Regions from separate parts of the Homo sapiens genome. Here all the other regions are linked to region 2. Evidence: chromatin contacts called from ENCODE Hi-C data. All regions are on one chromosome and are shown on one strand. The core of a region is the stretch at or near the end of the contact, and the rest is flanking DNA. Distances in the headings are between cores, read along the strand shown. Region 1 holds the start of DEK (DEK proto-oncogene). Region 2 holds the start of SOX4 (SRY-box transcription factor 4). Region 3 holds the start of GMNN (geminin DNA replication inhibitor).

Region 1 (3,167 bases), core at 67-2,566, 3.3 Mb before region 2:
ACACAGGTTCGAAACCGAGACAGTGCTGGGCTCACATTTAACTTTCTTTCAGAGTTCACTTTCTTCATTTTTAACTACTTTCTCAAGTAGCAACAGCTTTCACCGCTGTTTGCCAGGGAGGGAAACTTTTTGGTAAATGTAAAAATATTCGAAAGTATTCAAATACTTCCGGGTCTAGCCTTATAACTTCAGTCTTAACGGGCTGCACCAAGACCTTACAATAACTTCAAAAGGCAAAAGATGTGTAATGAAAAGGACAAAATTAGAACATCCACTTAGCAACTTCAAAGGTGCACACACACAGGTAAAAAAAAAAATCAAATCCAAGACCTACAAACTTCCCGTCAAATGATGAAATGTTAACGAACGTTTAGAGCGGACGAGAAGTCGGCTGCACTCCAATACATCTCTACCACGCTAACAAATACTTTAAAAACCGGAATACACAAAGTCAATTCTACGCCATCGCTCAAAACAAAAGCAGATAAATTGTGCACACATTCTCGCTGAAAATCACTCCGACTTCACGCCTCTAAACACCAAAAGAGCAAGAAAACTGTTTCCTGGGTGAAAAATACAAAAAAACTTCGGTCTGAAAAATTCATCAGTTGGGATGCGACTCCCCCCACCTTTTTCCTCCTCCTCCTCCTCCTCGTCGTCCTCGTCCTCTTCCTCCTCGCTCTCCTCTCTGGGACCGGGCATTTCGGGTTCTTTCTCGGACGCGGGCTGGGTGGGGGTTCCCTCCCCCTCCGCAGCAGGGGCCGAGGCGGACATGCTGTGAACCTGCATGCGGGAAGAAAGCCGGACGTCTCGGTCCTCCTACTCCCGCAGGCAGGACCGGGCGGCCACCCTGAATGATGCTACCCTTCCCGCGGGACACCTGCCCTGAAAGTTGCCTCCTCCCATAGCCGGGACCGCAGCGCTCAGTCCCCAGGGGCGGCTTCCCTCCCGCTCCGCCGCCGCCGTCCAGGGATTCCCGAGGCGGGAAACCGCGCCCGCTGCCCCGCGTGCGCGCGCGCCCGCCCGGCCTGCGCTGTTCCCGGCCCGGCCCGAGCTGCCGGCCCTCCACGTCCCCTCCCCCGCCCCAGGCCGCCGTCCAAATGGCCGCGTCCCTCCCCCGTCGGCCGCGGCAGGGGCGACCGGGCCTCCGGCGTCCCGAAGCAGCCCTTACCGCGGATTTCGGCCGCCGCGGGCCTGGCACGCGAGGGCACGAGGAGGTTCTGGGAGGCGGCGGCGGCCGACGCCGAGGAGAAGGCGCGCGGGCCGCTGTCTGGCGTGACGCTCGCGCCGCGCGCTCGGCTCCCCAGAATCAACAAGATTTTCAAAATGGCGGTTCGGGAAGGAGAGCGGGAATGCGGCGACCAATCAGGGCCGCGAGCTGGGAGTTGGCGGGCGCGGGGCGGGGGAGGCGGGGCGGCCGGGTGCCTCCGCGGGAAGCTCGGGCGGGCGGGACCGCGAGGGGTCGCCTCGGCCGCGGGCGGAGGGATGCGCGCGCGGGGCTCTCCCCGGCTGCGCCTGGAGTGTGGTCGGCGCTCGGGCCCCGGAGTGCGGGCGGGCTGTGTCCCGCGGGGCGGGCGGGAGCGGGAGGCGAGGCGGCCTGGCAGCGCGGAACGGAAGGACGCTAGGGGGCCTGCGTGTTTATTGTTTCCACGGTCGCTTCCTGGAAAAGATGATGAGCAGTCCCGGGCCGCGGAGGGGCGCGGCGGGCGCGGTAAAGAAGTTTAGAGATCTCCGAAGTCGCTATCGACAGTGTTACTCTGAGGCGGAGGAGAATTAATCAGCGGTCTCATCAATGCTCCAGAAATCATGCTGGGTGATAGATAACTCCCAAATCTGTATTTCTGAGGACCGCATCGCTTGTAAGGTGCACCGAAAGGAAAAAGATCCTACCTGCCACGTTAAAGGTTCACATAGCCAGCCACATAGATTTACACCCCTGTAAATATAAGGGGAGAGGCTCCCTCCCACCCCATTCCTTCTCCTCTCCTCTCTCACACACACTCTCTGTTTTATAATAGAGGAAATATGTTATTTGGCCGGGTCCAGACCCTTCTCCCAGAGTTCTAGGTCATCTATGCAGATGCTTTTTACACATTCAACACTGCAGACACTCAAAGCAGTATCTTCCCTGCTCAATGCTGCCTTCTTTTGTATGTGATTTCCTTTATTTTCTCCCAACTCTTCAACCACTAGCTCACCTGAAGGATCCTTGTACTCAGTGGACTTAATAGAAATGTGATCAGTGAAATTTGCCTGGACTCTGGGTTGCAGGACAAAAATTAGACATTTCCTTTGAATCTTCCCTTTTCCTTTTGTTCCCCTTCCAAAACATACGCGAATAGTGTCATTTCTACCCTCAAACGGTATGCCATTTTCCACACTATTTATCCCACTCAAATCCTATCCACACTCCACAGCTCATCTCTCCTTCTTGCTGCCTGCAACGTGGTTGGGAGTGGGGGGTTGTGTTTCACCCCTATTTGTGTTACAGCTCTTTCAATCCTACCATTTGGCAGGTCCTGAGTTCTGGTCCTGTGTCCAGGAAGAGTGAGGCACGCAAACAACTGGAGGGTGAGCAAGGTGGACAGGAGCTTCACTGAGGGACAGAACAGCTCTCCTGAGACCTGAAGTGGGTTGCTCCTTTCTGCAGGGGGGTTGTCCCGACTAGCGTCCTGCCCTCAGTGGAGAGGAGACCCATAGTGGGCAGCTCCTTTCTGCAGGCAGGTGGTCCTGACGAGTTGAGGAGACCAAAGTGGGTAGCTCCTTCCTGCAGCTGGTAGGCCTGAGCGCTGGCTGAGTCTGGGGTTTTTATGGGCTCAGAAGGGAGGAAGTGTGTGCTGATTGGCCCATGGGTGGGCCCAGAAAAAGCACCACTAGTTTTCACTCTGGGCTGCAGACTCTACCTGGAACTGGCCACCAGGCCCCCCAGGCTTCAGGCCATCCCTGGCTTGAAGGTGGGCAGGGACCTACCCCTTTCCCCCCAGGAACGTGTCTGCCTCCCACCATCAACATGTCATCCATGGCGCCCAGGCTGTTTGTGCTGAGGGGTGCCTGCAGGCCCACGCGGAGCCACCCTCAGCCCCACCAGCCTCTTTCTCGCACTTGTTGGTGCCCAAAGTCCAGAGAGGGCCAAGGCGGCAGGTGGCTGGTGTGTCAGTGCTGCCCTG
Region 2 (3,123 bases), core at 60-2,559:
TGAGGGCTTACAATACATCAGGTGCTTCATAGTCACAAATTCATTGAACCCTCACAACAACCCTCTATAAAGTAGCTCCTAGTGTTCCCATATAATAGATGAGGAAAACTGAGACTTGGCCACATCCCCATAGTTACAAACCATTAAGAAGGATTAGCAGCCAGGTCTACTATGAATCCGGAGGCCCCATTCTCTTCTGCTACCAGTTATCACCTCCTTCTACAGTTTCTCTTTGCCTTGGTTTTTCAGTTCCCTTCGATTCAAGTAACAAGAGGAAATATATAAGAAGGAAAGGAGGAAGATGGCTTTGGGAGGAGGAGAGGGAAGAGAGTGAAGCAATCTTTAATTTTGAAAACAGGGAAAACAAATATTTAGAAAGTAAAACCGATTTCCATCCTTTACATGCCATTATACATCCTATACAAAACTCTGGAAATCTGCCTATTGAGGTAATTACGGAGCACTACCTAATGTGTTTCAAGGGAAAGCTCCCCTGTTTGGGCTATGCAGGATTTACAGGGAGTTTAAATCATTAAATAACCATAGTTGACCCTTGCTTGGTTAAGAGAGTAAGCAATTATTGCAAAGTCCTCTTCCCTGCCTTCCACAAACAGCACAAAAACGGTTCTGAAGGGATTTACACAATACATCAACATCTGTGCTGTACCTAGAGTTGTTAAAATAATTGTGATGACAGGTGTCTAGGTACCACTTTCTTAATGGTTTTCAATATCCATTGATTTATTGTTTTGTGGCTTTCTCTTCCCCTTTACAGCTTTGGCTTTAAGAAAGAGCTGGGGAACAGATTTTGCACCAGAGGCTGATTCTTTATTCCAATGCTGAAAAGAACTAATAAAAATAATCACTTGGCTTTTAAGCAGAAAGCTTCCATTTACAGTATTTCACCCTTACCCCGCCCCGTTCCAAGCCCCTTGTTATCTAACATAATGGTTAGAATACATTTCCGTCTCTCCCCTTAATAATTTCATGCATTAACATCCTCTTCACACACTATACACACACGCACGCGCGCACACACACGCGCGCGCACACACACAGCAAAAGGAAAAAAGAGGCAGCAGAAATCTCAGCTGTACTTCTAGCCCTTTTAAAAAGTTTGCTCTGTAAATTGGAATGAGGTCAGATTTGGAGCTTCTCATTGCACGCGGAGATTATTATTGCATCGGGTTCCAAGCCAATGGGAAGCCCGGGGGAGGGGTTTGGCATGAGGAAGCGTTGGTTACAGCAGCTGATTGGCTGCAGCCAAGACTGTGAAAGGATAAAGAGGCGCGAGGCGGAATTGGGGTCTGCTCTAAGCTGCAGCAAGAGAAACTGTGTGTGAGGGGAAGAGGCCTGTTTCGCTGTCGGGTCTCTAGTTCTTGCACGCTCTTTAAGAGTCTGCACTGGAGGAACTCCTGCCATTACCAGCTCCCTTCTTGCAGAAGGGAGGGGGAAACATACATTTATTCATGCCAGTCTGTTGCATGCAGGCTTTTTGGCTTCCTACCTTGCAACAAAATAATTGCACCAACTCCTTAGTGCCGATTCCGCCCACAGAGAGTCCTGGAGCCACAGTCTTTTTTGCTTTGCATTGTAGGAGAGGGACTAAGTGCTAGAGACTATGTCGCTTTCCTGAGCTACCGAGAGCGCTCGTGAACTGGAATCAACTGCTTCAGGGAAAAAGAAAAAAAAAAAAAAAAGACTTGCCTGGGAGGCCGCGAGAAACTTGCATTGGAAGCTTCAGCAACCAGCATTCGAGAAACTCCTCTCTACTTTAGCACGGTCTCCAGACTCAGCCGAGAGACAGCAAACTGCAGCGCGGTGAGAGAGCGAGAGAGAGGGAGAGAGAGACTCTCCAGCCTGGGAACTATAACTCCTCTGCGAGAGGCGGAGAACTCCTTCCCCAAATCTTTTGGGGACTTTTCTCTCTTTACCCACCTCCGCCCCTGCGAGGAGTTGAGGGGCCAGTTCGGCCGCCGCGCGCGTCTTCCCGTTCGGCGTGTGCTTGGCCCGGGGAACCGGGAGGGCCCGGCGATCGCGCGGCGGCCGCCGCGAGGGTGTGAGCGCGCGTGGGCGCCCGCCGAGCCGAGGCCATGGTGCAGCAAACCAACAATGCCGAGAACACGGAAGCGCTGCTGGCCGGCGAGAGCTCGGACTCGGGCGCCGGCCTCGAGCTGGGAATCGCCTCCTCCCCCACGCCCGGCTCCACCGCCTCCACGGGCGGCAAGGCCGACGACCCGAGCTGGTGCAAGACCCCGAGTGGGCACATCAAGCGACCCATGAACGCCTTCATGGTGTGGTCGCAGATCGAGCGGCGCAAGATCATGGAGCAGTCGCCCGACATGCACAACGCCGAGATCTCCAAGCGGCTGGGCAAACGCTGGAAGCTGCTCAAAGACAGCGACAAGATCCCTTTCATTCGAGAGGCGGAGCGGCTGCGCCTCAAGCACATGGCTGACTACCCCGACTACAAGTACCGGCCCAGGAAGAAGGTGAAGTCCGGCAACGCCAACTCCAGCTCCTCGGCCGCCGCCTCCTCCAAGCCGGGGGAGAAGGGAGACAAGGTCGGTGGCAGTGGCGGGGGCGGCCATGGGGGCGGCGGCGGCGGCGGGAGCAGCAACGCGGGGGGAGGAGGCGGCGGTGCGAGTGGCGGCGGCGCCAACTCCAAACCGGCGCAGAAAAAGAGCTGCGGCTCCAAAGTGGCGGGCGGCGCGGGCGGTGGGGTTAGCAAACCGCACGCCAAGCTCATCCTGGCAGGCGGCGGCGGCGGCGGGAAAGCAGCGGCTGCCGCCGCCGCCTCCTTCGCCGCCGAACAGGCGGGGGCCGCCGCCCTGCTGCCCCTGGGCGCCGCCGCCGACCACCACTCGCTGTACAAGGCGCGGACTCCCAGCGCCTCGGCCTCCGCCTCCTCGGCAGCCTCGGCCTCCGCAGCGCTCGCGGCCCCGGGCAAGCACCTGGCGGAGAAGAAGGTGAAGCGCGTCTACCTGTTCGGCGGCCTGGGCACGTCGTCGTCGCCCGTGGGCGGCGTGGGCGCGGGAGCCGACCCCAGCGACCCCCTGGGCCTGTACGAGGAGGAGGGCGCGGGCTGCTCGCCCGACGCGCCCAGCCTGAGCGGCCGCAGCA
Region 3 (3,400 bases), core at 803-3,302, 3.2 Mb after region 2:
GATTGTGGTAGTGTGATCTTGGCTTACTGCAACCTCCACCACCTGGGTTCAAGCTATTCTCCTGCCTCTGCCTCCTGAGTAGCTGGGATTACAGACGCATGCCACCATGCCTGGATAATTTTTGTATTTTTAGTAGAGACAGGGTTTCACCATGTTGGCCAGGTTGGTCTTGAACTCCTGACCTCAGGGTGATCCGCCAGCCTCAGCCTCCCAAAGTGCTGGGATTACAGGCATGAGCCATGGTGCCTAGTGGTTGCTGAAATTTTTATGGCTAAACATTTTCCAGTATTTCTACCTCCTTATCCCATCATTTAATCCTTTTTAAATTAATATTTTAAAAATTTTATTATTGGCCAGGTGCAGTGGTTCACGCCTGTAATCCCAGCACTTTGGGAGGCCAAGGTGGGCAGATCACACGATCAGGAGTTCAAGACCAGCCTGGCCAACATAGTGAAACCCTGTCTCTACTAAAACTACAAAAAATTAGCTGGGTGTGGTGGCGGGCACCTGTAATCCCAGCTACTTGGGAGGCTGAGGCAGGAGAATCGCTTGAACCCGGGGGGGGCAGAGGTTGCAGTAAGCCGAGGTTGCACCATTGCACTCCAGCCCTGGTGACAGTGCAAGACTCCGTCTCAAAAAAAAAAATTATTATTGAAAATCCCAAACAGATATAAAAGTAGAGGGAGTGAATAAAAAATCTTCATGTACTCATCCATACTAGCCTCAGCAGTTATCAACACAAGGCCAATACTGTTTTATTCGCACCAGTGGTTCTCAACTGGGGATGATTTTGCCCTGCGGAAGGTTATCTGACAAGGTCTGCAGACATTTTTGGTCTTCACAATTGGGATGTACTCCTGGTAGCTAGAGGGTAGAGGCCAGGGATACTGCTAAACAGCATACAATGCCCAGGACAGCCCCCACCACGAACAATTTGCCCAGTCTAAAATGTCAATAGAGCCCATACTGAGAAAGCTTGATTTATACCTTTTCCCTTGCTTCTCTCAATAATTATTTCAAATAAAATATATGGTATAAAATTTCATCTGTAATTACCATTTATAGGTAGAAGCTATTACAATAAAACCCACAATATTGTCATTACAACTAATCTCTTTTTTTAACCCATTGCTCATCAGGTAACCTTAAACAACTCATATCTTACCATCCCAAAATATTCAGTCAGTGTTCAAATTTCCCTTGGGTATTTTTTTAAATACAGTGTTTAGTTCAGACGAGATCCATACATTGCATTTGGTAATATGTCCCTTATTTGTACTCGATAACGCCTTCCTTCTGCTTTTTATTTTTAAAATATTTTAAAATTAATTTTTTTTTGAGACAGGGTCTCCCTTTGTCTGTAGTCCCAGCTACTCGGGAGGCTGAGGCAGGAGAATCGCTTGAACCCGGGAGGCGGAGCTTGCAGTGAGCCGAGATCGCGCCACTGCACTCCAGCCTGGGTGACAGAGCGAGACTCCGTTTCAATTAAAAAAAAAAAAAAGAAGGAAAAGGCTAGACGTAATTATTACCAAGGTGTTTCTGCTCCTTCAAATTGCAACAGCAGTTGTAATTTCAGTGCCTAGAACAGTAGTAATTGGCACGTATAAGGCGCTCAATGAATAGCTGCAGGATTAACTGATAATCGGTTGTCTCCTGAACAATTCCTACCGCACCACACCATAGTCAAAACACAAAAAGCCAAAATATAAAAGCCCCTAATACAACTACGAGTCCGTGGAGCCAGGGCTTTACACAAATATATGTCGTGTACTACATATTAATATATATGCACATACAATATTTTGTTCTTCTGGTGCTAACGACTAATGGAGGCAAATCTTTCTCCCTTTCGTAAAGGGCTAAAACTTTGCATTTTAAGGAAGTTCCAAGAGCAGGGTCGGAGGGGAGGGTCAAAGGGCACAGGCCTCCCAGCCCGCAGAAAACCCCCACGGTCCTCAAGTACTCGCTACCGTTGACCGCGCAGGCGCAGGAAGGGGCGGGGCCGAGGGAAGAGGCGATTCGCGGGATCCAGAGGCCCCGCCCCTCGTCTGCGTCAGTTGGTCACGTGGTTGTTCGGAGCGGGCGAGCGGAGTTAGCAGGGCTTTACTGCAGAGCGCGCCGGGCACTCCAGCGACCGTGGGGATCAGCGTAGGTGAGCTGTGGCCTTTTGCGAGGTGCTGCAGCCATAGCTACGTGCGTTCGCTACGAGGATTGAGCGTCTCCACCCAGTAAGTGGGCAAGAGGCGGCAGGAAGTGGGTACGCAGGGGCGCAAGGCGCACAGCCTCTAGACGACTCGCTTTCCCTCCGGCCAACCTCTGAAGCCGCGTCCTACTTTGACAGCTGCAGGGCCGCGGCCTGGGTAAGGGCGAAGGGGTTGTTGAACGGTCGCGGGAGCCGGGGCGGGGTTGGGAGGTGAGTCGAGGGACTGCCCCATTGGCTGGGTCGGTTTTGGCGCGCTCTCACTTCCGCGCTTCCTATTGGCTGGCTGGCGCAGTTCCCGAGGCGCGCGCCGCGGTTGGTAGGCTCGGACGCGCGGGGCCACACTGCCCGCCCCCTAGCCTGGCGCTGGGCCTCCGGGACAAGTTGGCTGGGTCCGGGCTTGGGGACTGCAACGCGGGTAAGGGACTCAGCCTGGGCTTGCCAGCTGTGGGGATGAGGCGAAGCATCCATCCTCTTGGCAGTTAAGTGGCTGGTCCTGATCTGAGGGATCTGCAAATTTGGCTCATGGAAAGAGGTGGCTGAATTCTGCGTCTCCCATTAAACGGATACTGGCGTTGTTGATACGGGTTTCGCATGGACCCTGTCCTGTGCCAGGGTTTTTAATCTAGCTATTAAAGGAACTGGAGAATAACAAGTAAGGGTTGCAAGGTCGCTGACAGGCGTGGGAAACTTGTGAAGGATTAGAATGCTAAGTGGCTTTCAGCTTTTTTCACACTAAGGTACGTTTTACGTCGCAACCTAGGACACAGCTATCTAACCAAATGAGACGTGATGGAAGCAATGTTTCTCGTCTCTTCAATTCCATTCTGTTCAGTTGCATTTTTCTAAGCAGTGTTGCTCATGACTCACTAATTTCGAGATCACGGCCCGCGACCCGCAGTTTGAAGAACATTGCGTAGGGTCTGTTTACTGGGGCCCGAACACCATTTTCTTAACATGAAATAGAGTAGAAAATAGCAGGATGCCCGCACAAATTAGATTGTTTTGTTTTCTAAGCTTTTTTTTTTTTTGAGACGGAGTCTCGCTCTGTTGCCCAGGCTGGAGTGCAGTGGCAGGATCTCGGCTCACTGCCACCTCCACCTGTCGGGTTCAAGCGATACTCCTGCCTCAGCCTCCCGAGTAGCTGGGACTACAGACGAGCACCACCACGTCCGGCTAATTTTTGTATTTTTGGTAGAG

The links. Hi-C counts contacts between places; a loop is a spot of excess contacts on that map. Pooled maps may share reads with other maps.
Region 1: a map of CD8-positive, alpha-beta T cell shows a loop between it and region 2 (13-fold over the local background). The contact joins the promoter of DEK here to the promoter of SOX4 in region 2. A Hi-C loop is called at or near these places in 1 of 168 maps with a recorded cell type or tissue (CD8-positive, alpha-beta T cell), 1 of 37 single-sample maps with no recorded cell type and 11 of 50 pooled maps.
Region 3: a loop to region 2 is called in a pooled map, with 5 times the contacts of the local background. The contact joins the promoter of GMNN here to the promoter of SOX4 in region 2. A Hi-C loop is called at or near these places in 4 of 50 pooled maps.

Annotation. Positions count from the first base shown.
Region 1 is chr6:18,263,214-18,266,380 of GRCh38, forward strand. DEK (DEK proto-oncogene) reads right to left here and starts at 1,317. Exons shown (of 11, transcript NM_003472.4): 1 at 1,172-1,317; 2 at 630-783. The coding sequence starts at 774. It overlaps LOC124901270 (a long non-coding RNA gene), which reads left to right and starts at 1,319. Exons shown (of 2, transcript XR_007059486.1): 1 at 1,319-1,864; 2 at 2,517-3,167. RefSeq lists an enhancer at 441-992 and silencers at 878-937, 998-1,357, 1,398-1,677.
Region 2 is chr6:21,592,442-21,595,564 of GRCh38, forward strand. SOX4 (SRY-box transcription factor 4) reads left to right here and starts at 1,310. Exons shown (of 1, transcript NM_003107.3): 1 at 1,310-3,123. The coding sequence starts at 2,094. RefSeq lists silencers at 1,921-2,100, 2,871-2,960, 3,011-3,060.
Region 3 is chr6:24,772,885-24,776,284 of GRCh38, forward strand. It overlaps GMNN (geminin DNA replication inhibitor), which reads left to right and starts at 2,053. Exons shown (of 7, transcript NM_015895.5): 1 at 2,053-2,360. RefSeq lists an enhancer at 2,968-3,047.